3 separate regions of the Mus musculus genome follow, and all the other regions are linked to region 1. Evidence: chromatin loops called from intact Hi-C (ENCODE). Cell type or tissue: gastrocnemius. All regions are shown on one strand.

Region 1 (8,000 bases):
CGGATTTCTGAGTTCGAGGCCAGCCTGGTCTACAAAGTGAGCTCCAGGACAGTCAGGGCTATACAGAGAAACCCTGTCTCGAAAAAGAAAAAAAAAAAAAAGAAAGAAAGCAGGCTGAAAAACTGGGTGGTTCCTCACCTCACACCTTTAATCCCAGCAATGGGGAGGCAGAGGCAGGTGGATCTCTGAGTTCAAGGCCAGCCAGATCTACAGAGCTAGTTCTAGGACAGTCAGGATTTCACAGAGGAATCCTATCTTGAAAAACAAGAACAAAAACCAAAAGAGTAGGTGAGCAAACCATGGGGAGCAAGCTAGTAAGCAGCACCCCTCCGCGGGCTCTGCATCAGCTCCTGCCTCCAGGTTCCTGTCTTGAGTTCCTGCCCTGGATTTGCGGGATGACTAACTACAAGCTGTAAAATGAAATAAACCCTTCCTTCCCCGAGTTAATTTTGGTCATGGTGTTTTAGGACAGCAATAGAAACCCTAAGACACAAGCCTTTAGTTACCTCTAGGTGGAATCTAGAAAGAAAAAAATAATGATGTTGGGGGCTGGCGAGATCGTTTGGTGGGCAGTCCCACCAGATCTGAGAACCTGAGTTTGGTCCCTGGGACACACCCAGTAAGAGGGGAGAGCCCTTCAGGTTATCCTGTGACCCCCATTCTTACATGTTGTTACAGCTACACACACTAAATGAAGTGTAATAATGTGGGAGGGGTTAAGTTCAATTCCCAGCAACCACATGGTGGCTCACAACCATCTGTAATGGGACCCAATGTCCTCTTTGGGTGTGTCTGAGACAGTGACTGTGTACACACATACATAAAATAAGTAAGTAAATAAATAAATAAATCGTAAAAACAACAAAGAGTGCTTGCTGTGTTCTTGCAGAGGACCCAGACTGGGTTCCCAGGACTTACATGGTGGCTCATAACTGCCTGAAATCTTGGTTCTAGGGAATTCAATACTCTCTTCTGGCCTATAAGGGCAACAAACGTACGCATGGCGCCCATAGTATGTGTAAGCAAACAGTCATAAAATAAAAACAGATATTTAAAACAAGAGGTTGCTTAGAGTGGTGAATCTGTGAGTTTAAATGGTTACATTGCAGTGTAAGAATTGAAAGGGGAAATGGGAGTGAGCTTATGCTTGCCATGCAAATCACATTGCCTGACAAAAGAAATTATTTCTGAGTTAAATAATTCAATGATCTACTTCAATTTGTCACTAATAAGGTGACCCTTACAACTAACAAAACCCTCACATGAAATAGTGGGCGTCCCTGGAGGCTCACAGAACTCGTGGAAGGGAAGGCCTTGAACAACAGGGATAAGAAATGACATTTTCCAGCTGAGCCTTTGCGGGTGTGCTATCAGCCCTCGGAGCTGGCAGGTCCATTAATCAGGGGACACTTACATCCAGCAGGCTGGAAAAGACAAGCCTGAGCCACTGAGCGTTCGTTACAGAAAAAAAAAGAATTCTTGCAAAAAGCCTCAGGCAGGGCATTCTTATCAACGAGAAGAGAGGTAATGAGTTTGATGTCTATGGGGAGATGGAATTCCAAATGGAATTTCAGGCCCCGGCAGCAGAGTTGGGAGAATGAGACCACATTTACATTTCAATGGCAGGAACACAGAGGGTAATTTTTCATGTGTATTTAATGTATTTTAAACTACAAGCCCCGAGATTCTTTGTGAGTGTGCTCCTGCTTGGATTTTCTTACCAAGCTGATGATTTTGTACTGGGTTACAGTGCTATTTAAGCCCTGGTATAGCGTACATTTACTCATTTAAGACTTGTTTTCCAATGGGGGCTTGGACTATAATCTCAGCATTGTGGAGGCTGAGACAGGAGGATTTCTAGTTAGACACTACTTAGGGAACGTAGTGAAATCTTCTCTCAAAGAATACAGTAGATACAGCCAGTGAGATGGCTCAGCAGGTAAATGTGCTCTTTGTCCAATAGCTCCTGAGAGGACCCGTGTTCGATCCTTAGAGCCCACATGGAAGAGAACAAGAGAATGCCCACCTCTGCACACACGCCATGACACACACATCCCTCCTCACACAAATAAACAGACAGGAAGGAAACAGAGGCAGGTGAATATGAGTTCCAGAACAGCCAGGGTTATACAAGGGAACCCTATATAGAAAAGCCTGTGTGTGTGTGTGTGTGTGTGTGTGTGTGTGTGTGTGTGTGTGTGTGTGGAATAAGGATGTAAGAGAGGGAAATTATAAAATAAAGACTAAGAGTCAGGCATAGTGTCTCATGGTAAAGAGGTAAAGATTTAGGGCAAGCCTTTGCTACATATTGAATTTGAGGTCTTATTAGGATCAACCCAGGCTACATGAGCCCTTGTCACAAATAAATAGATAAATTGTTTATCCACTCTGGGTATCTGAGGGGTGGAGCCCCTGCCTAGAGTGTTTGAGGCCCCAGGTTTGATCCAGCACCACAGAACCCAACAAAACATTGTGTTTTCAAACTCTTTCTTGATTTATCAGATAAAATGGAGCTGATCTAAGTAGAACATGTTATCCTTTATGTAACTGTATGAGCCGCAGGAGAGGCCCGGCTCTTGAATTTACAGGTCGGGGCATATGTTGAATGGAAGATAAAATACAAAAATCAGGTACAGGCCTGCCTCAGAAGTCCGTGGCCCATAACTCAGGGTGTTCTGGCACCAGTTTCTGACACACCTGTACCCAGAGACCCAGCCCCTTTCTTCAGAGCTGGCTCCAAACTCGTGCCATAGTGAGGCTGACCACTTTCCTCGTGTGGTTTCTCATGTCAGTCAATTTCGGGTTGGTTGTATTTGTGCCGAGGAGGTGTCTGGAGACGACATTCACTGGCTGTGCCTCTCCCCTGTCATTTCTGTGCACCCATGCCTGTCAGTACAAAGTGGCATTAGTTAGTTTGGACAGTGAAACAACTGCGTAAAGTGACCTCATTTCAACAGCATGCGATGTGGTTCCTGTCACTCTAAACGCACTTGGCTTTCATGAGATCCCAGTGAGGTAAGACAGAAAACGGTAGATCTGTAAGTCGTCATTATTTGCGGAGGCAGGAGGATGGCAGCTTCAAAGCTTGTCTGGGAAACTTTGTGAGACCCTGTCTCAAAAAGATACAAAAAGGCGGGAGACTAAGCCTGGTGGTGCAGACCTGCGATCCCAGCAATCCGGAAGGGGAGGGGAGAGCATCAGAAGTTTGGGGTCATTCATCCTCAGCCACACAGTGGGACCCTGAAGGGAGGAAGACAGACAGAGAGGCTAATTGAAAACACAAGAATTGCCTTGTCCGTTGTAGACCTGTCCTAATTTCTGGTTCCCTCCCTGGCTGGCAACTGAGCTGGTGGGTTCCCCCCCTCCCTTCCTCCGCGACCACTTCCTCAAAACGGCCACTAGGTGGCGCCAAGATCACGGTTGTCATTCCCAGAGACCCTAGGCGTGTGGAAGCCTAGGCTGGAGACAACGGGACCCAGTCAAGGTTACAAAAATTTTGTTTCAAAAACGAGGAAATTAGTAATTAAAAGCCTCATATATCTCTCCCAGTAATCTGTTCCAACATCATCACACCATCCAGGAAGGAGCAGAGATCTGAAGTAAGAGTGGGGTTTGCCATGAAGGAGCACTGTGGTTGCTTCTTCAGGCTTCCCCTCTCCTGGCCTTGCAGAACTGTCTAAAAAAGAAGTGTGTGTGTGTGTGGGGGGGGGACGGGACGACGACAGGAAAACAATTTTCTTTCTCTTTTCTCTCCTTTCTTTCTTTTTCTTTTTCTTTTTTTTTTTTTCACCACAGGGTTCTCTGTATAAGTCCGGCTCTCCTGGAACTAGCTCTGTAAACCAGGCTGGCCTCAAACTCACAGAGATCTGCCTATAGCCACCACTTCCCAGTGCAAAACAAAAATTTTAAAATAGCCTATCATGGTGACTTACACCTTCAATTCCAGCCGGCACTCAGGAGGCTGAGGCAAAAGGATTATGGTGAGCTGGTGGCCAGCCTAGGCTACACAGTTTTGGTCCAGTTTGAGCTTCAGTGTGAGACCGTCTCGTCAAACCAAAATAACAAATACAGAAAAACTTAGTAGAAGCAATGATCAGATAACTTTTGCTTTGCATGGTGCCAGAGAAAATTGAGAGTATGAGGTGAGGGTTATAGAAAGTCACCCTCCCCTAAGAAAGAAAAGCAATGAAGACCACACAAGTACGGCATAAATGAGCTGTTCTGATAGAAGTGATTGTAATCAGCTGTGTGAAGATTGGGACTTGCTTTTATGGTGCTGAGGACAGAGCCCAGGGCCTCACTTATACCAGGCCTATACTCTGCTCTGAACCATGGTCCCCCACTCTTTGCGACAGGATTTTAAAAAGGAAGGGGTTTGGTTTTGTTTCTGTTTATTGCCACAAGGTCTTAACTTGTTATTTGGCCCAAGCCGGCCTTGAACTTCAAATCCTCCCGCTTTAGCCCCTGGAATGTCAAGTTGGGAAGATTGTGGTGAGACAGCACTAGACACTGAAAGACACGGGGGTTTTTGCAGGCTCAAAACAGTGTGTTCCAGTCCTTGTTGGTTGGACGGTGCTTTCTGAAGTCTTGGTTGGTTGTGAGTGATAACTAAAGGACACCGGGCAGGAAGGAGGGGACGGCTGCCGAGCCTCCAGGGAGGTGCTCTGCTTAGGAATTTGGACTTTAGCCTGAAGGCTGTAGGGCAGTCGGGAAGGCAGCTCGCTCAGGCAATGTTCTGGGCCGAGCAGCTGTTTGGAAAGAGGACCCTGGCAGGCTCCTGGAGCTCCAGAGACAAAGACAGGCCAGAAGTGGAGACTGGAGTCACACGGCAGAATAAGGTGAGGACCGGGCCGTGGGGCAGTGGGAAGGAGGTGGGGAGGCAGAGAGAGGTTTCAGGTAAGACGGGTTTCTCTGGCAGGGACTAGAGGCTCGCTCGCTATGCTTCTGGGGCTCAAGTTACTTATCAGGTCATGAAGAAAAAAAAAAGATTTTAATTAAATGTTTGTCTTTGAGGGCTGAGATTTCAGGGATTGCTTCTTCAAATTAACATGTACTTACTTGAGTATATGCGTGCTTCTGCACACGCAGGATCACACATGGACGTATGGCCAGTTGGTAGGAAACAGTTCTCTCCTTCCCACGAGCCCTGGGAGGACCAAACGCTGGCCTTCTGCCTGGCGACAGGTGTTCTTATTTGCTGAGCCATTTCACAGGCCCCTGGGAAGGCCTTTTAGCATAATGACATTCCAAATGGATGGACATGCAGTGCTTTTAGGTAATAATCTCTCAACTAAAGGGACCCACTCTAGAATAGTCCCCAGCCCTACTCTGCCCACAGCATTGATCAGAGTAATATAAAGACCTCCCCAGGCCTGGGAATCTAGGGAAATGATAGACCTGACCGCCCAGCACACACAAGGTCAGGGTTCCATTGCTAGCACCGTGACTCCCCAAACTGATAACCTCCCCTTCCCATCTTCATGGTCTTCTTCTTCCAGAATATACACTAATATTTCCTCCTCCTCCTCCTCCTCCTCCTCTTCTTCCTCCTCCTCCTCCTTGGCTAGCCTACCTAGACTCATCATGTACACCAGGCTGCCTCTCACTCACAGAGATCGACCCCCACCTCCCTGCAACTGGGATTAAAGACATTCATCAACACACGCAGCTATAGTGTGCTTAATTACCCCAGTTCTGCTGCTCTGGGAACCCTCTTCCTCTGGCGGCCCCCACTGATGAGGCTGACGACATAATTCCTCTCTCCTTGGCTCAGTCACTGGAGATCGGCCTGAAGTGGCCTTCGTGGTAGACAGCTAGGCTAGCCTTGCACTGGATGGGCAGAATGTCATGGGAATGGAGAAAGAGGGCCGTTTGGGGGTGGCCCTGGCTATCTAGAAATATTTCCCAATGCAGAATGCCCTGCTTCCTTTGGGCCAGGTCAAGCACTGATGAGCCCATCAGTACTCGGGTCACTTTGCATCTCCAACTAAAACTTCTGCAAACTGAATCAAAGTGCAGTGTGCCAGGGAAGCTGGGGCAAATGCTGTCCCTTTGGGTGTTTGAAGCTCCCGATGGGTTTGCTGGCGTTATACAGGCTTCTGAACCGGTTTGGTGTTTCCCGAGAGAGTCGGCATTCGATCCTGCTTGTTCATATTGTTGTTTTGCCTTGTTCTTTTTGTGAGGGAGCCCAGGCTGGCCTTGAACTCACCACATAGCCCAATCTGGCTGCCACACTTCCATCCTCCTGCCTCATGTGTAGGCATGGGTCAGCATTTTCCTCTCTCCTTTGGCTTGCATTTTTCAGGGCTTGCACTGTGCCTGGAATGTTGATCTGGGCTCCCATGGAGCCTCCAGAGAGTAACAAGATAAGAACTCAGGTGACTGAGGCTGGAGAGATGGCTCAGCTGTTAAAAGCTCCTCCAGAGGTCATGAGTTCAAATCCCAGCAGCCACGTGGTGGCTCACAACCATCCGTAATGAGATCTGATGCCCTCTTCTGGTGTGTCTGAAGACAGCTACAGTGTACTTACATATAATAAATAAATAAATCTTTTTAAAAAAGAACTCAAGAGACATGCTAGGACCTTAGGGCAGGTTCTTCCCTGGGACTAGAGAGCCACTTCTGAATTCATTCATAAGTGTCTAGTCCAATAAACACTTAGTAAATAGGCATGGAGAGAAAGGCCTTGGGGGTTTGGGGGGGTGGGGTGGGGCTCTTTCTCTCTTTTTTTTTTTTTTTAAGACAGGTTTTCTCTCTGTGTAGCCCTGGCTGTCCTGAAGCTCACTCTATAGACCAGGCTGGCCTCAAGTGCAGAGATCCACCTGCCTCTGCCTCCTGAATGCTGGGATTAAAGGTGTGCGCCACCACTATCCAGCAAGGGATGCCTCTTTAACTGAGATCTGACGGTGGAAGAAACTGCTGTATATGGAGCTGCTAGGCACAGGCAGGCCTGAGGAGACCCACCCACCCCTCCTGCCAGATGGGCTTTCAGAACCTCATTTACCTTTTCTTCGTGTCTGCAGACACTGCCAACCAACACTTCAGGTTCCCATGGAACTGTTTCACCTTTAGGAAAGAGGTTTCCTATCCATGGACCCTTTGCCCTTCCAGCCTGCAGTTTCCTTGGGAACCCTGGCTCTGGCCAACTGTATTTGATTTGTGTGGATTGAGAAACTGCACTATAGTTAGAGAGGAGCTGGGGTTCAGTGACAAAGGGGAGTACGTAAGCTTGTGTCATTCAAGTTAGTTTGGTCTTTCTACACTTCACTCCGCCTTTCCATGGTTTCCAAGAAAGGACTAGGAGACTTTCGTCAGAACTGAGTGTGTGCCGGCAGCAGTCGTGGGCGGAGGCGTGTGCATGTGAGTACAGGGGCCACCACTGGAGGCTGGAGTTATTGGGTTCCCTGGAGCTGGGGTTACAGGCAGCGGTGAGCATTTCAGTGTGGGTGTGGGAAGCAAACTCCAGTCCTCTAGAAGAGCAGCGATTGTTTTTAACCTCTGCACTCTCTTCCCAGTCCCTTCCTTACTCCATCTGACAGGGCCATAGGTAACCCAGACTTGCTTTATCACCAAGGGTGACCTTGAACTTCTGATCCTCCTATCCCCACCTTCCAAGTCCGAGTTTGTAACACTACACTTGGCTGCCGTGTTTTTCAAAAAAAAAAAAAAAAAAAAAAAAAGAAGCCAACCTTATTATTAGTTATTTTAGTTACCTACGGTTGTTTGCCCCTTGTGACTCCTGGCATGACTTCGGAGTATGAGGGAAATTTCTAAGGTCAATGTGGAGGGCATAATTGTGGGGTCTGTTTCTGAGAGCTGAATGGAAAGAACTATAATTAGCATTTCATTAAGTGACTTTTTTTTTTTTTTTTTTGCTTTGTGAGCTTTTTATGTGTAGGGTGGGCTGGGGCTTGAATCAAATATAGTAGGCAGGGCTTCAGTGTGCTAGAAATTTCTCTGTGGTGAATCCCCCGCCCCCCATTCTGAATTAAAAGACATCC
Region 2 (8,000 bases), 100 kb after region 1:
CAACAAGGTAAGGTGTCCTGGGGAAGTGCTGGAGGCCCCGCTCACCAACAGCTGCTCTGGTGGACAGAACTGGGCTCCAGGTCCAAGGTGGGCTTTGCCACCACCTGACAATGCAGCTTAGGGGAGTCCCCAGGCCTCTCCAAGCCTGTCTCCTCATCTGAAAGGAAAGGCAGGTATAGGAGCACACCTGTAAAGCTAAGTCAGGAGAATTGTGAATCGGGAACCAGTCTGACTACCTAGCAAGACCCTCAGAGGCTTTCATGTGGCTGGGTGTACACAGCTTTAATGTCAGCACTTGGACAGAGGCAGGTGGATCTCTGCCAGATCAGTGAGTTCTACATAGTGAGTTCCAGGCCAGACAAGACTACAGAGACCTGATCTCAAAACAAAAAATTAAAAAGATAGCAAGATGTGATGCTGTCCACCCTTTTATCCCAGTATTTGAGAGGCAAAGGCAGGCAGATCTCTGAGCTAGAGGGCAGCTTGGTATACACACTATGACCTTGCCTCTGCCTAAAACCAAACAATAATAACAAAAACCTTGAAGAAACTTGAGTATCCAGGTAAAGCACATAGGGTGGCATTGCCCATCCCAAAGGAGCCCGCTCACTGCCTTTGCCCCCAGGTGTTTGAGTTTGGCTACAACAACCGCACCACCGAGTTCACCAACCTGAACGAACACAGCTCCCGCTCCCACGCTCTGCTCATCGTGACAGTGAGAGGTGTGGATTGCAGCACAGGCCTCCGCACCACGGGTGAGAGATGCACAGTGGCCATTCTGGTCAAGCCCTCCATCAGTATCTTTGGGGCAGCGCTGACCCACCCTCTGCTCTGCCTGCAGGGAAGCTGAACCTGGTGGACCTGGCTGGTTCAGAGCGTGTGGGCAAGTCGGGGGCTGAGGGCAACCGCCTGCGAGAGGCACAGCACATCAACAGGTCACTATCCGCCCTGGGGGACGTCATTGCTGCCCTGCGTTCTCGACAAGGCCATGTGCCCTTCCGCAATTCCAAACTCACCTACCTGCTGCAGGACTCACTCAGTGGTGACAGCAAGACCCTTATGGTGGTACAGGTGAGGGCCTGAGGTTCAGCAAGAGCCTCCCCAGGCTGCTGGCTCCCCCTACCCCCACATAGACCCCTACCAACATCCCCTTTTAGTACACAAGTTCCTCCCCATGTTCACTGCCCACAGTGGGCTCCCCTGACCAGAAACACCCTCTGGTGGCCATGCTGCTACCTCCTGTGCTGTACCATGAGCTCTCTGTCCCCTAGGTGTCCCCAGTGGAGAAGAACACCAGCGAGACTCTGTACTCCCTCAGATTTGCTGAGAGGGTTCGCTCTGTGGAGTTGGGCCCTGGGTCCCGCCGCACAGAGCTGGGTTCCTGGTCAAGCCAGGAGCACCTGGAGGTACTGGGGGATGGATGGGGTGGGGGAGGAGGGGAGAGGCTTCCATGAGTGAGACTCAGGCTGGTACCGAGTAGGGAAAGGGCAGACAGGCTGGTGTAGTGAGAGTAGAAGCTGCCACAAAGGTGGGTGAGGCCAGAGCTCAGGCGTGCTTCTGCTTTCTTGAGACGGTCTCACTATGTAGCGCTGACCGGCCTAGAGCTTGCTTTGGAGACCAGGCTAGCCTCAAACTCAGGAGACCTGACTGCTGAGATTAAGGGTGTATGCCCGTGACCCCTTCAGCCATCTTTGTCTTGGAGACCAGCAGTTGCCCATGGTAGATGCATTTTAAATTGTAGACAATGTTTAATTCCTGTCCCGTGACTTCTCAGGGCGGCAGGGTCATTAGTCCCCTCTGTAGATGAACAAACACTGTCAGAGAAGGGAAGCAGAGTGGTTGGAGATGAATGAGCTGGGGCAGCCTTGGCTCCCACACCCACTGGCATCTCTGCTCACAGTGGGAGCCGGCTTGCCAGACACCACAGCCTACAGCACGAGCCCACTCTGCCCCTGGCTCTGGGACCAGTAGCCGCCCAGGTTCCATCCGAAGGAAACTGCAGCCGTCAGGTAAGCCTGTCTAGAAGTGGACTGGATGGGAGGGCAGGAGGGAGCCAGGCTGTCCTTTCCTAGCTAAGGATAAGCTGTTTTATAAAGAGGGAGGAAGCAGCCTAGGAGCCAGGCCTAGCGGCTTCAGCCTGGAATCTCAGCTGCTCGGGAGGCTGACACAAGAGGAGTGGAGATTTGAGGCCAACCTGATCAGTAGTTTCCAAACAATCTAGAAAGGGTAGTTGGGCACGATAGTTTGTGCCTTGTGCCCCTGGCATTTGGGAGACAGAGGGAGAGGCAGAAGGAGCACGCTCTGAACTAGCATGGTTTACACAGTGAGGTCCAGGCTAGTGGAAGTTACATAGCGAGAATGTACCCCACAAAGGGAAGCTGCCTACTGAGCATATGGGAGCCCTGGGTTCCATCCTCAACTCCATAAAACCATGTTTAGAACTCGTCTCCTTCCCTTGCCTGCCTTGGGCAAGAGTCAGAAAGCTTTACTAAATCCCTGGAAAGGGACAGAGGGCCTGGCCCTAGAGGCTCCTAGCATGTGCTCCTGACTTGAGGCCCACACTGTGTATATAGGAGCCCTCACCTTGGTGGGGCTCCTCTGGTACCTGATTCTACCCACCTTCCACAAAGCAGTCCAGACATCCCCGGTGGAAAAGGGGGCCTGGCCCCTCACTGGGTCCAAAGGGGGTGGTGGCAGCTGGGCCAATCCCTCCCCAAGTGAGACATCTATCACTTTGATTTCAGCCTGACAGCTGGGGCTGCAGTCTCCAGGTAAGTGGGGGTCAGCGGCCTGGGGCTGCCCACCTGCTGCCTGCTGTTGGTTCAGGGCTCTGCCAGGGCTCTTGTACAGAGCCAGTCCTGCCTTCTGCTGCCCTGTCCATGTGCTTCTGCTGGCCTCCTGCATCTGCTAAGGGCAAGCCTCCTGAGGCCAGAGGCTGAGCGCTCCTTTTCTACTTTTTCTACAGGGAAGTTGAGGCCAGTGCCTGTGTGAAGATGTGCCACGCTGCCAGGCCCTGTGGCCTGGCGACCTGCTGTAACACCCACCTACCATGAATGCAGGAGATGGAGGCTCTCCCGCCCTGCCTCTCCTCAGAGATGAGAAACATGTTCAGAAGGAAGCGAGTCTCTGTGTGGCTCTGGGCACCCAAGCATGGGGCTTCTGGAAGGGCAGGGATGGCACTCTGCCTGGTGGTAGGCTTGGGAGTCTAGCCGTTGCTGGGAGGGTGGGCTCTCTCCCCACCTGGCCCTTGGGCTGGACTGTTCTCTACTAGTTGAGAAGACTTGAGGAACCAGCTGGGGGGTTAGGGAGAGCAAGAGCATCTCTATCTACCCTCCTGAGGAGGGGAGCCCTCACAGGGCATGTATATAATGTTCTAGGTGTATATAGAAGTCCTCACCCTGTCAGAGGTCTGGGCTATATTTATGGCTGGCAGAGGCCAGTGTGGAAGGGCTGGGTTCTGTTCATCTGCCTGACACCAGGCACTCTCCCTGCCCACTGATTCTCAACATGTTCCTCTCCCCAAATCCTATTTAAGAACTTTTGGAAGCTTAGCCATTTTTACTTATTAAAATGAATGTCTTTTTACACAAGTGCAATCTGAATCGTCAGTACTGGGAGACCCTATGGAGAGTGGGCATTGTGTACCCTGTTGCTCCCGTTGCTGGCTGACCATGCAGACTCCACAAGTTGTCACTGAAGACACTGTGTCCCCCATGCTTTTTATATCATTTCTAGCACCTTGCGGGCCCCTATAACCATTCCATCCCATTGCAGTATCACCTCATGTTACAGAAGGAAAACTAGGCTTCAAAGACCTGCTCATCCTGTGCCAGCCTTTCCTCCCAGTCTGGAACTGTAACTAGTAGTGACCTGATGTATGCGTTTGTATCTGGTCCCCGGTCCCAGCCCTGGAGAACAGGGCTTGCTAGGGCTCCTCCCTTCTTGCTGGCTGCATCAACAGGCTGTTCTGGAGCGCAGACTCTCAGGGATGCCACAAGTATAAAAGTAGTTTCCTGTGGCCTGTGAAAACCACTCTAGAATCTTCCAAGGTCATGCAACCATCGTGGTCTAGTCTCTGGTGGCATCCAGAGGTCAGAGGGAGAGTTATGACAGGCTCTTAGCCAATCTACCCAAGGACAATTGGGGGGGATGTGACATCTATGGCCTCACCTGTTCCATTTCCCCAAGTCAAGCTGACCAGGCAGCCCCTTGCTTCGTGCCTGGCACTCTGCTGGCCCCTGCTGGCCACAGATGGAGGCTGCACTGGGCCTGGAGTACGACAGTCTCTGCTTCCAGCGACCTCTAGGCAGGCCACAATGTGTCTGGGAGAGCCAGCGGATATTCCTCTCATAAGGAAGTCAGGAACAGTTATAAATTTAATAAATCTGCCTGATAATTTACAGCAGCAGCCCCGAGGCTGGAGTTGCCCTGAGCAGTAAGGGCTGTGCAAGACTGCAGCTGCTGCCGGAGAGGAGCTTAGTCCACAACCGAGGAGGTGGTCAGCAGGCTGGCAACCATGCCTCCAGGATGGCCAGCAGGGCAGGAATGGAGGCCAGGCTGAGGCTCGTGGGCCACAGGCATACAGCAAGTATGTATGTGTGAGGGCTGCGGGTGCTCCCACCGTGTGCTCCTCAGTCCAAACTGGCCATGAGTAGGTGCAGCTCACGGAAGGCACTGCCATGGCGGCCACTCAAACCCGACTTGCTCTTGACGAGGCCACTGATGCTCTTGAGTTGTTTGAAGCAGAGTCGACACTTGTGCAACCTGTAGGTCAAGAGGTAGCATCTCAGGATGCTCCCCTAACCACTCCAGTCCCTCCTAAGAGCACAAAAATATCCCCCAAGCCATGGCAGTGTGCAGGGACACAAAAAGCCCGTGCTCTGACATACAGCATCCTGAGCCACTCTCAGACACTGTTCTCTGTAAGCTGTTTGGGCACAGCCATGCACAAATGAGGCTAAGAACTACACCTTACCCCTTACCTCTCCTCTCGGCTGATGTCCACACCCACAGAGGGCGGGGCTGCCAAAATGTCAGTGATGAGGGGTAGGAACCGCTGCAGGATCAGCTTCAGGGAGGTGCACCCGGTCTGGACATAGCTTCAGGAACAAGATGGATGGAGTCATACACAGATGGTCAGAGAGGACAAAAGAGAGGGATCTTTCACAGATGGGCATATGCACACACACACACACCTATTTCCATTGACAGCTGCAGGGTTTGGAGGGACTCCCTACCTCTCATACTTGCTCTGCAGCAGTTTCTCGATCTGGGGCAGCACTGTGGTGCACAGGTCCAGCTTCCACAGGGAGCTAGAGAGACAGCTGGGTATGATGCCAGCAGCCGGCCCGACCACCCCATTCTCCTCCTCCTCGAGGCCACTTACGCTTTCTGATTGACAATGTTCAGGAGGTCCACTACCACAGACAGGTCATTGATGGCCACTGCAGAGTCCACTGATGTCTGCAGACAAGGTCCATTAAGAGGGCAGCATGGGATGGGAGTGGGCAGGGTTGGAGGCATGAAACAAACTGTGCCAACAGGAGGGCAAGGCGCAGCCTGACGTCAGTGCTCAGCTGATGGAAGCTGGCTGCTCTAACACAAGGTTGCCCTACCCCAGGGCCCCACCGTGTGGCTTCGGAGTCCCCCTCACCTTGATATCTCCTGTAGTCCATACAGCTCGGACAGTGTCCAGGTTCTTGTGGCGGCTGGTGAGCACCACAAACATGGTGTCGTGGCCTTTGCGTATCTGCGACATGGCATCCTCGTCCACCAGCTCTGCCTGCTGGGGGACCTTCACGGCCTGTGGGGATGGTACCCAGATGCTGGCACAGGCGCACATCGCACATTCATTCTCCTTTCAGCCCTCAACCCCACCTCTTGGGCAGGTCCCACTCACGGGCAAGAAGTCCGAGGCCTTTAAGCCAATGGGCTCATTCCGTGTGGCAGGGATGATGTCAGGTTCACCCTTGGGTGCAGGAGTGGAAGTCATGACTGACGGTCGTGCTGGGACCTCGAGCTGCAGGGAGCAGAGGCTGAGCCTACAGCAGCTGAGCATCCCTCAGCTCCTGACAGGAATGTCCCAACCCTGGCTCAGACCCACAGGGTGCCCTCTCTGCTCAGACGTACATTTGGCACCGGCAACTGCGGCAACTGCACATCCATGGCTGGGCTGGGTTTTGAGACCTCCTTCACTGTGGCTGCATCTAGGAGTAAAAAGAAAGGCTCAATGCCAGCCTACATGGACCTGGTGGAAAGAGGTCAGAGGGCAGGATGGGAATGCATGACATGAAAGGGAAGCAGGTGCCAGCAGATGGACAGAGGGGACCAGGGGGCTGGGAGCCCATCAGCAGGTGAGGGTCCTGGCAAGCTGAGGCAGGAGCTGTCCTTGGATGTGTGTGGATGGGACCCAACAGTTTCCAGACAATCCTGCCATCAGGAGTGCAGGATGTAAAACGGGCAGATGAGTGGGCAGTGAGCAGGAAACATTGTCAGTCTCATAAAGACAAAGAGGGGGGACTGAGTTCCCAAGGGCAGACAGGAGACAGATGCTTTGGAGGATAGACTCTTTGGCATCCCAAAGCCGACTGGATTTCTTCAGTCCCAAACTTCTGGCCAGGGGTCACTGTGTCTGGCCTCCAACTTGGCTCCCTGGCTCTTGCTCCAGGTCTGGGTTCTGATGACTGTCTAACTTCTCCCCACCCCAGCTTTTCTCTCCCTCTGCTCACCAGCCCTTAAACCTCAGAGTCCCCATCACGTCACGTCTGCGGTAGACCCCAGTCCTCAGTAGCATACACCCTAGGGGCATGTTTTTTCCCAAGCATTCAGGCATGGGCTTCAAAGAAGCACCTATCTCTGCCTTGCTTACACTGCCTCTAGGGCCGTCCCTGGGGTCAGATACATGGTAGGCACTTTTAGGTAAATATAGAGACAAGACCTAATTGGGTAGGGCAGGGTTTGGGCCAGGAGAGGCAAAGCTTGGTCCTTAGAGGCCAGCACTGCCCAACTCACCATCTTCTGGGGGTGCTGGGAAGGGCTCACTTCTCCGGGGTGGTGTCCGACCTGCCAAGGCAAAGGGGGCTGACACTTGGGTTCCCATGTGCTCTCTGGGAAGAGGCCCTGTATGTGGCTCAGGTCTTAAGATAGACACATGGCTAGAGAGTGGTCCCCAGCACATGCTCCTGGCTCCATGAGCCCATATACACCTATAGCCTGCTTAGAGCTGGGCAGAAGGTTGGCAGGAGCCACCAGCAAGTGGTGCCGCCTCTGCTACAGGTGTCCAGCTAGGTTTCTGGTTTTAGAATTCAGCCTGGTGCAAGAATGTGGACAGCGGGTAAGGTTTAGGGGGTACAGCACAGCAAGGTGCCAGGCTGTGAGGTGGGAGGGGTGTGGTCTCACTGATGCTGTTCTTGGGCTGGAAAATCTCATTGTAGTCCTCCGCGTTCTGGATCTCCGCCCGGGACTCTCGCTCGTCCCTGTCATCTTCGCTGCTGGGGCTGCGCCGCTCGCTCTCTGAGTTGTGCTTTACCCTAGCAGGTGCAGAGACAAGCAAAGAGGCCAAGGGCTGAGTATCCAGGTGCCTTCTTGGGACATACACCCTGCCGGGGCCATCAGCACCCACCTCTGAGGCTTGCTGCATGTCGTGCTGGGCCGCTCATAGATGCGGCGGAGGGAGACACCAGGGTTAGGGGTCTGTTGTGTCAGAGGCTGGTTAGCCTGCACAGGGTCCTGGGTCACAGTTCCCGTCCTGGTGACTCTCGTCAGGTCCACCACATAAGAGGAGACATTACTCTGGGAGAAAGCCACACCTATCTGCGGGACATGACAGAGTTGGTGTAGAGTGGGACTGGACCCCAGGGGCTCCTTAGGTAGGAGCGGGAGGGGGAGGGTGGAGGGTGGGTGACTTGACCCTCACCAGCTGGTCATTGCAGATGGCCAGGTCAGCCACCTTGCCCCAGTTGACAAGGACCACATCAAAGCAGCGCTCAGGTTCCCAGCCG
Region 3 (8,000 bases), 260 kb after region 1:
CTTCTCCAGCCCCCCTCTTCTTCCTCCCCTCCTCCCCTTCTTCTCCTTCCTCCTCCTCCTCCTCTTCCTCTCCTCCTCTTCTCCAACCCACCTCTCTCCCTCTTCCTCTCCCTCCTCCTCCTCTTCTCCATCCACATCTCTCTCCTTCCCCATCCTCCTCTTCCTCCCCCTCTTCTCCACCCCGCCTCTCTCTCCCTCTCTCTCTTTCCACCCCATCCTTACTCATCTTACTTATATACACATCATGTCATTGCAGCTTTTATTCCTTTAAACATCTGTGGCCTCTTGGTGTCTGTTCTGTTGCCTCCTTTTCCTCTCTGTGGCCCTCCCCTCACGGTGGCCCTCCCCTCACGGTGGCTCACACGCCCGTGATTTGGGAAGATGGCTATGGAATCCTTTTGCTTGGCCTTACTCACAGAGCAAATCCCCTCCACCTAACCAAGGGGCTTCCCAACATCAGCTTCCTGGGAGCTTAATCTCAGCGGAGACTCTCCTTCCCATCCTCCCTACCCCTGACTCCCCTAAAGTCCACATGGGAAACTTGCTTTAGGAAACTCCATCCCACCAATGACCGGTTCAGATCGGCTCACCGACCCTCTCCTGCTCCCTTAAGCCCAAAGCCTCTGGCAAAACAAGGGTTGCAGCCCCCCACTTCTCACCTCCTTGTGTTTCTTCACAGTCCATGGTGCCAGCTGTCATATTTTGTATCCGTTTGCTAAACTGCTTCTTGTAGGACACCCCCACACTAGAATGTGATGACTTGTTCATTTATATATCCTTAGCAACTAGTGCAATGCCCAAAATATAAGTGTTAAAACCATTATATGATAGATGAATGAGCAAATGAGACACAGCACCTGTCTCCAGAACCCTCGCCGTCTGGCGGCTGAGCCAGACAGGGACAGCTAGTTGCAAGACGGAGGAATAACTTCTGCTATGGGGGAAGGGAGTGGAAAGAAAGCCCCATTCAGACTGGAGGTCGGGGACTCCTCTGTCCAGGCTGGAGGGGGTCAGGGTGTACCAAGCTGAGATGCTAAGATGCTAAGGATATGTAGCCATCATTCCACAAATGAAAGACATCAGGGACAGAGGGTGGGAGGTTCCAGGAAAAAAAAAAAAGGCCAGCCCAAAGATGAGAAGGAGAAATGAAAAGTGGTTTGGTATGGCAAGATGGAGGAAAGGGAACTGGGCGGGAGAGAGGTCACAGGTCAGGTCCTCTATGTTCCCAACATCCACTGGTAGTTTGGCAGTGAGGAGGAAGAGGATGTGGGATGCTTTAAGCTATGGACAGAACAGGCTGAGACTGCAGGGAGGGACCTTTCCTCCTGGTTCCGGGGAGGCCTGTAAGGAGGCTCTGTCCAGAGTGGGGCTGGTTCTGAGTGGGGCCGCTTGGGGTTTCTGCTGGCAAGAGGAAGAACATTCTGAGTGGGTTGAGAGTGGGCTGACTTGACGGGCAGAGGGGCTGCTCAGTTGGTATCGGTTGGGGTGATTTGAAAGATGGGTGATTTGAAAGATGAAGACTCCTGAGCCAATACTTTTTAATTAGGGTTGGATTTAGCAAACATAAAAATAGATATATGGGACAGGAGGCTGAATTTGAATTTTAGATAACCGAGTAACTTTTTAGAGTAAGGGTGTCTTCAAAAGTGGAATTCTTTTGCATTATCTCGAATTCTCTTTTCAACAGACTCCAGGGCCTTCCTGACCCCACATCTACTGTCAGCTTTTCACCAAATGGCCCCTCAGAGTCTTTCTCTGAGCAGTATCCCCAGACTCCATCCCCAGCCTTTCTCCCTTCCTCCCAGTCCAGGGGCTGGACAACCACCCAGACTAAGTCTGTTGGGAAGGCTGAAGGACAGCTAGACTAACCTGGCAGCGCATTCCTCTCTTGGCTGCTCCAACTCCCCACCCCCGCTGGGGTATTTACATGAAGTGCTACCCCAGAGCCTGGACCCCCAGTGGGGCTCAGAGCCACAGGCTTAGGATGTCACTCTAGCCACATCCTCCATTGGGTGGCTCTGGGCTTACTTGCTCTGAGAGGCCAGGCCCTGTGTGTGACACCTGAACCTTCCTTATCTATCCAGTTGTCCCAATTCCCATAATTCCTCAGCACCCTCATTAGCATGGAGACCCAGACCAAAGATCTCCGTGCTGGAATAGCCATGGGGATGTGGTGGAGGATACTGCCTGGAACCAGAGTGGGAATGAGGCCTTTCCTGTGGTGCAAATGGGGGAGGATTCGTGAAGGGTGTGATAAATGGACCAATGAAGGACTCAGGAACTGGGGGTAGAGATGTGGGCTAGCCTGAAGCTGCACTGTGTGAGGAACATCACTGGCACAGTAGATACCAGAAGGGCTGAGCAAGGTCCTCCTCCAAGAAAAGTGGGAGAGGAGGCCATAAAACAGCAATGGAAGGACCTGCCGGAGGAGGAGCTGTGTGGTCAAACAGCGCCTGAACAGCTCGCCTCCATTAAAGCTGTTAACAACAATAGGGGGCTGAAGAGATGGTCAATACATAAAAGCTTTTGTGCACAAACTGGAGGCCCTGAGCTTAGACCCCAGCACCTATGTAAAAAGCCAAGTATGGTCACAGGAGCCTGTAATCCTACAACTGGTGGAAGTGGGGGAGGGGGAAGGGGGTATCATGCGGGTGGCAAAAGTAGACTCCAGTTACTAGGTGATTACTGGGGTTGCTGGCTGTCAGCCCGGCTCCATGTTTGGTGAGAAGCCCTGTCTCGAGAGCATAAGACAAAGTCATAGAACAGGATACCCAACATCCTCCTCCGGCTTCAGTGCACATGTGCAAGGGTGCATAGGTGCACACACACCACACACACATGCACACCCAAATAGTAATACAAATACAGATCTCCCGACAGCAGTAACCATCTACTGAGACCTCACTGTGGTAAGGCTTGGGTGAATTCTTTCTTTTATTGAATCTTCCAAAGAGTTACTACTATTGTCCTCGCTGTGGATAGGGAAACTAAGGCACAGAGAGACTGAACGGCTTGTCCACAGCCACAGAGCTGGAATCTGAGCCCAGGCAACCTGGCTCAGAGCCTATCCCACTCTCCAGCCAGTGAAGAGCTAAGAATATAATGACCCAGAAACACCCAGAAAGGCAGAGAACCCTCTGTGGAGGATGGCATCCAGCTCTGATCCCCTTATTGTTCAAGTACATGTGTCTAACAGCTGGCATGGGACCTGAGAATCTACCCAACTAGCTGCCCTGGCGCCTGACAAAGCCCCTAAAGCGACCTTGGTCAGCTGCACAGGGAAAGAGACAATGGATGTGTGCTGGAGGTCCCCATTTACCTACTGGCCAAAGGGTTGTCCTCAGACAGGTAACATCTGCATTTCCAGGGGCAGTTTTGGCACCAATGCCTTGGCGTGCGGGCCAATGGCACCCCCTGCTGTCCATCCTGGGGATAGCACTGACTTAATAAACCCCTGGTCTTATTCCCACCTGGTCTGACAGGCAGCCCAGATGTTCTCCCGCTGTGGGCAGAGAGTTTGTAAATGTTGAACACACCACCCCACATCTACACAGTAGTATAGTATCTAGATCGCTCAAGCCCATCTGACTCAGTTTCAGGGAAAGAGAAAGAGGCCTGGTCTTGGCTGCTGGTCTATACCATCTGTGGGGGTTAGAAGAAGGAGGAAGGGCTAGATTTCCTGACCGTTGGAAAGATAGAAGGTTGACGTCATCAACACCTGGGACTGGTGAAAGAAAGAGTGGCCCCAAGCATAGGCCATGATCCTGTAAGTATCTGTAAGTGCTGAGCAGGGTGCAAGGTGTGGTTCAGTCTAGTCTAGCTTCCTGACTTCCAAGCTAGTTCTCTGTCCATAGCCTGGCCAATGGAGCTGCATCCAGACATGAAGGACCAGGATGAAGAGCCACACGCTGCCTTCCATCCCAGGTAATTCGGAGAGATGGAAAAGATCCCTGAAGGGTACAGTAGACTCTGTTGTCCCGCCGCCAGCCTACCACCTTCCCTGGAGGAGCCAAGACCATGGGCTGTTGGAAATAGTGAGGGCAGAGGCTGCAGGGCGGGAGCTGGGTCAGTGTGTCATCTGGGAGGAGCTGACTGCCTCCATCTCCGCCTTGGCTTCGGCATCCGAGTAACGCTTTTGTGAGCAGAACCACAGGAAGAGGAAGAAACCTGCAAGGCAGGCTGGTTAGTGAGAAGGTCGGAACCCAACAACCTCCTACTGGGGACAGAGGGACAGACAGACCTAGAGGGTACCAGGAGCTGTACCTCCATGCAGTTCAGAGGCAAGCCTCTCTTCTAGGTAAATGTGCCCCTAGACCAGCTTAAATGGAGCTGTGGGCTCAGTCATCGTCCACCCCTGGACCTCAGGGACTAGACCTGTCCCAGCGTCTGTGGCCCTGTGAGCTTCTGCAGACATACCATAGAGCGAGTTGAAGATGGTAAAGAGGAAGAGCTGAGGCAGCAGGAACACACCGAAGGAGAAGAAGGCTAGGGTCCAGGTGGTGCCAAGCAGCACAGTGAGACCCAACACCATGGCAGTGTCCCGGTAGGCCCAGGGACTCAGTGCCTTCTCCCGTGCCCGAAGCCTGCACAAGATCCACAGAGCCCAGGCCAGCACCACCAGGTTGAACAGAGATGTGAAGCCACCATAGCCCATGACCAGGATGCTGTGTACCATGGGACTTCGGATCCAGCACCTGCAGGGGGTGGGGGGGAAGGCCAGGATTAGCATGGCCCCCAAGACCTTCAGGAGGCCAAGTGCACCTGAGCCTTGGGACCAGCTCTTGTCCCTGTCTGGTCTTGATGTCCCATCAATCATAACTTGCCAGATAGTTCAAATATATGCCACAGCTCCTCTGCCCAGCTTCCCATCAGCCACCACGGCAGGATCACCTGTCACCTCTGCCCACTCCTCTCAACCAGGATGCCTTCAGCCTCAAATCTGACCCAACTGAACCTCCTCCCCTCCTCCTGCTGCTTCACGTCCTCCACGCCAACCTGAGCAACATTCTAGTGGATGGCTAGCCTGGGCTCTTGCTCTAGAAGATTCCTCTTCTAGCCTACACCCACCATTGTCATCATCTCAATCCCACCTTTGTGCAGAGGTAATCTTTGACCTTTGACCCACCTAGACCTGAGCTGTGTGTGAAGCACCACCCATGGATTGGCGGTAGGTGTTCTAGCATTTAAGAATGGTGGAGCGGATGAGCAGGTGGGAAATCCCACAGAGGGTACTGAACTTGAGGTCCCCCTGGACCCTGACCTCTCTAGGACATCTTCAGGACAGGTGCTCAGGTCAGAGACCACACCCCATGGCCAACGTAGGTCGCCCCAGGCAATCCTCGTGGTAGGCCAGCAGCAGGCACCTAATCATCTCCATTCTACAGTTAGGGAAACTGAGGTTTCTGCTCAGGAGCACATCCTGGTTAGCGGCAAAGGTAGGACTTGAAGCCCCTTGGTCTGGACACTGAGTCTGGATTCCTGTCACAGTCATGTATTTAGATCCCCCTGACTCCATCCTGGGGCCCTGACACTGGACTCACAGTGTTGCTGAACATCATTTATGGCCAGCAGTGAGCACCCTTTGTTTTTGCTGCTACAGAATATTCTAGCATGAAGGCTCTACCTCTGCTCACTACTTTAGCACCTCTGCTGCTGCATGACCGGACTGTATCTAAGGGGTGCTTTTTAAAATGTCATTTCAGTTTAAGGATGCAGACAGATAAAAGGTGGGTAGATGGGTAAATAGATGATTGATAGATAGATAGATAGATAGATAGATAGATGCATACATACATACATACATACATACATACATGAATAAATGGATGGATAAACACACAGACAGACACATATGTATGTAATACATACATAGATGGATAGATAGATAGATAGATAGATAGATGAATACACACATAGATAGATAGATGAGTAGCTAGATACACAGATTAATAGATGATAGATAGATAGATAGATAGATAGATAGATAGATAGATAGGTGCGTGGATGAATGGATAGATGATACATAGATACATAGAGTTAGTTCTATGGGCTTTTAATGGAAGATAAAAGTCACCAAAGCAGGATCATAATCTGAAGGACAGAAAGGGATGACACAGGGAAGCTGGTTGTAGTACAAAGGTTTCCGAACTCCTGGTGGCAGCCAGGAGCTAGAGATGGGCAATGTCCTGGGGGACCACCCTGAAGCTGCTGGTGGGCTGAGTCCCAGCTCTTAGTTGACAGCCTGGGACCTCATGGATGAGTTCGTGAGCTGTCCGTGCCTCAATGGCCCTATGAGGCTGGCAGAGAGGCTGAACCCTCACTGTGACCATTGAACATATACTCATCCACCGAGCCTACCCCACAAACCATCAGCCATTCTGAGCTGCCAGGGAGAGCCACAGAGGTGGGATGCTCAACTCTCCAGATAGCTTCATGAGGGTCTCACTAATTACTTTATTTATTGTTTGTATGTGTGTGGTGTGTGGAGGCATGTGTGCCAGGGCATGCACAGATGTGGTCAGAAGACAGCTTTTGGGAGTTGGTTCTCTCCTCCCACCATAAGTTCTGGGAATAAAACTTGGCTTGGGAGCTTTCTGCCTTTACCCACAGTGTCTCTCTCTCTCTCTCTCTCTCTCTCTCTCTCTCTCTCTCTCTCTCTCACACACACACACACACACACACACACACACACACACACACACACACCTGTCCATGGTTCTTTTTACACTACAATATTGCACCCAGCTGTTAGAAGTGTTCTGTAATGATAAGCCTGATGTCCTTGGATATAGAAAGCCACAGTAGAGTTTGTCTCTACCTCTGCTGACTCCCTGCAGGCCCTGAAGAGGCTAAACTCATCCCCCATAACATTCACCTCCCCTGAGTCTCACACCAGCTGCATGGGAGCTGGGATGCTGGCAATGTCTTGTGTTCTGTACAAGGAAGGGAGAGCTAAGCTGAGCCTGCAGCTAAACAAGATAGATAGATAGATAGATAGATAGATAGATAGATAGATAGATAGATAGATACATACATACATACATACATATATATATATACATACATGCATACATACATAGGTAGATATATAGATGGATAGATAGATAGATAGATAGATAGATAGATGGATGGATGGATGGATGGATGGATGGATGGATGGATGGATGTAAAGATAGGTGGGTGGCCTGAAGACACAGTAATCAATCAGGTACCAACCAAACTAAGTAGCTCTGGGACCTGCACTGGATGAAACCACAGGACCAACCCATTTGGCCATGTGATATACAGCCAAATGTTGCAAGGAGGCCCTCCTAACTGGTCCTAGAGACTCAGCAAGTATTGGTGTCCACTCTATGGCCTCCTAGTCAGTCAGCACAGAGCAGGTCTCCATGGCTGCAGAGGCCTCAGGGACACAGAAAGGGTGGCAGAACCCTGTGGAATCCCCCCCCCCATCAAAACCATGACCGCCTCTTTGCCCCTCAGCCATCAATCACTTCACCATAGAGGACCTCATGGCCCTCCTACCTCACCAGGCACTCACATGGACACATTCTGGAAGCCTGTGCCATTTTCCTGGCTTTTGGAGAGTGAGGTCACACAGGGTCCATACACTGAGCTCTTGATCATCAGAAGCAGCAGCACCAAGAGGGCTGGAAACCCTGAGGGGTGAGACAAAGACTCAGGAGGCCCCAAGACAACCCGGCTCTGATCCTCTGATCCTGTCTGGGCCTGGTGACAGAGGAGGGGTGCACGCTGTGCTGCTGAGCTGCAGCTCCAAACAACTTCCAGCCTCAGAGTCAGGACGTTTGTCTCAGAAGAGGCTCCCCTCTAAGGTGTTAATGAGATGCCAGGCTGAGTGGCAGCCGAGGTGGTGGTGGTGGTGGTAATGGTGACCTGAGATGTGGTAAGGAGCTAACAGGAGGTGGCATTGGTTGGGAAACTTGAAAGGAAATGGAGATGGGCTGAAGCAGTGATGGAGGGGTCTGTGATGGTGCTGATGT

Evidence for each region. Peaks named below come from ENCODE experiments on the same cell type or tissue, not always from the same donor. Only the 100,000 strongest peaks of a DNase experiment are listed, where the experiment ranks them.
Region 2: a loop joins it to region 1, with 9 times the contacts of the local background. A loop is called at or near these places in 22 of 42 quality-filtered maps.
Region 3: a loop joins it to region 1, with 3 times the contacts of the local background. A loop is called at or near these places in 32 of 42 quality-filtered maps.

The regions. Positions count from the first base shown.
Region 1 is chr8:95,199,531-95,207,530 of GRCm38, reverse strand. It overlaps Gm31277 (a long non-coding RNA gene), which reads right to left and starts at 6,361. Exons shown (of 3, transcript XR_387940.3): 1 at 5,059-6,361; 2 at 2,991-3,240; 3 at 2,520-2,886. It also overlaps a transcript of Kifc3 not described here. In gastrocnemius, a CTCF peak has its summit at 3,391 (motif pointing right); DNase peaks (open chromatin) are centred at 3,399 and 5,179; H3K4me3 peaks cover 465 bases; H3K27ac peaks cover 1,084 bases.
Region 2 is chr8:95,095,418-95,103,417 of GRCm38, reverse strand. Katnb1 (katanin p80 (WD40-containing) subunit B 1) reads right to left here. Exons shown (of 20, transcript NM_028805.2): 10 at 7,916-8,000; 11 at 7,622-7,812; 12 at 7,399-7,529; 13 at 7,012-7,062; 14 at 6,130-6,206; 15 at 5,900-6,019; 16 at 5,654-5,803; 17 at 5,387-5,463; 18 at 5,238-5,312; 19 at 4,983-5,099; 20 at 3,544-4,764. The coding sequence ends at 4,632. Kifc3 (kinesin family member C3) reads left to right here. Exons shown (of 22, transcript NM_001372314.1): 16 at 1-7; 17 at 626-755; 18 at 842-1,071; 19 at 1,272-1,406; 20 at 1,901-2,009; 21 at 2,745-2,771; 22 at 2,966-3,590. The coding sequence ends at 2,749. Among named protein-coding and RNA genes, the nearest start is that of Gm31224, 14 kb to the left of the region's middle. In gastrocnemius, CTCF peaks have their summits at 1,209 (motif pointing left) and 4,239 (motif pointing left); a DNase peak (open chromatin) is centred at 4,241.
Region 3 is chr8:94,938,199-94,946,198 of GRCm38, reverse strand. It overlaps Adgrg5 (adhesion G protein-coupled receptor G5), which reads right to left. Exons shown (of 12, transcript NM_001145972.1): 10 at 7,541-7,658; 11 at 4,417-4,694; 12 at 2,909-4,167. The coding sequence ends at 4,067. Among named protein-coding and RNA genes, the nearest start is that of Adgrg5, 19 kb to the right of the region's middle. In gastrocnemius, a CTCF peak has its summit at 3,420 (motif pointing left); DNase peaks (open chromatin) are centred at 1,913 and 3,398.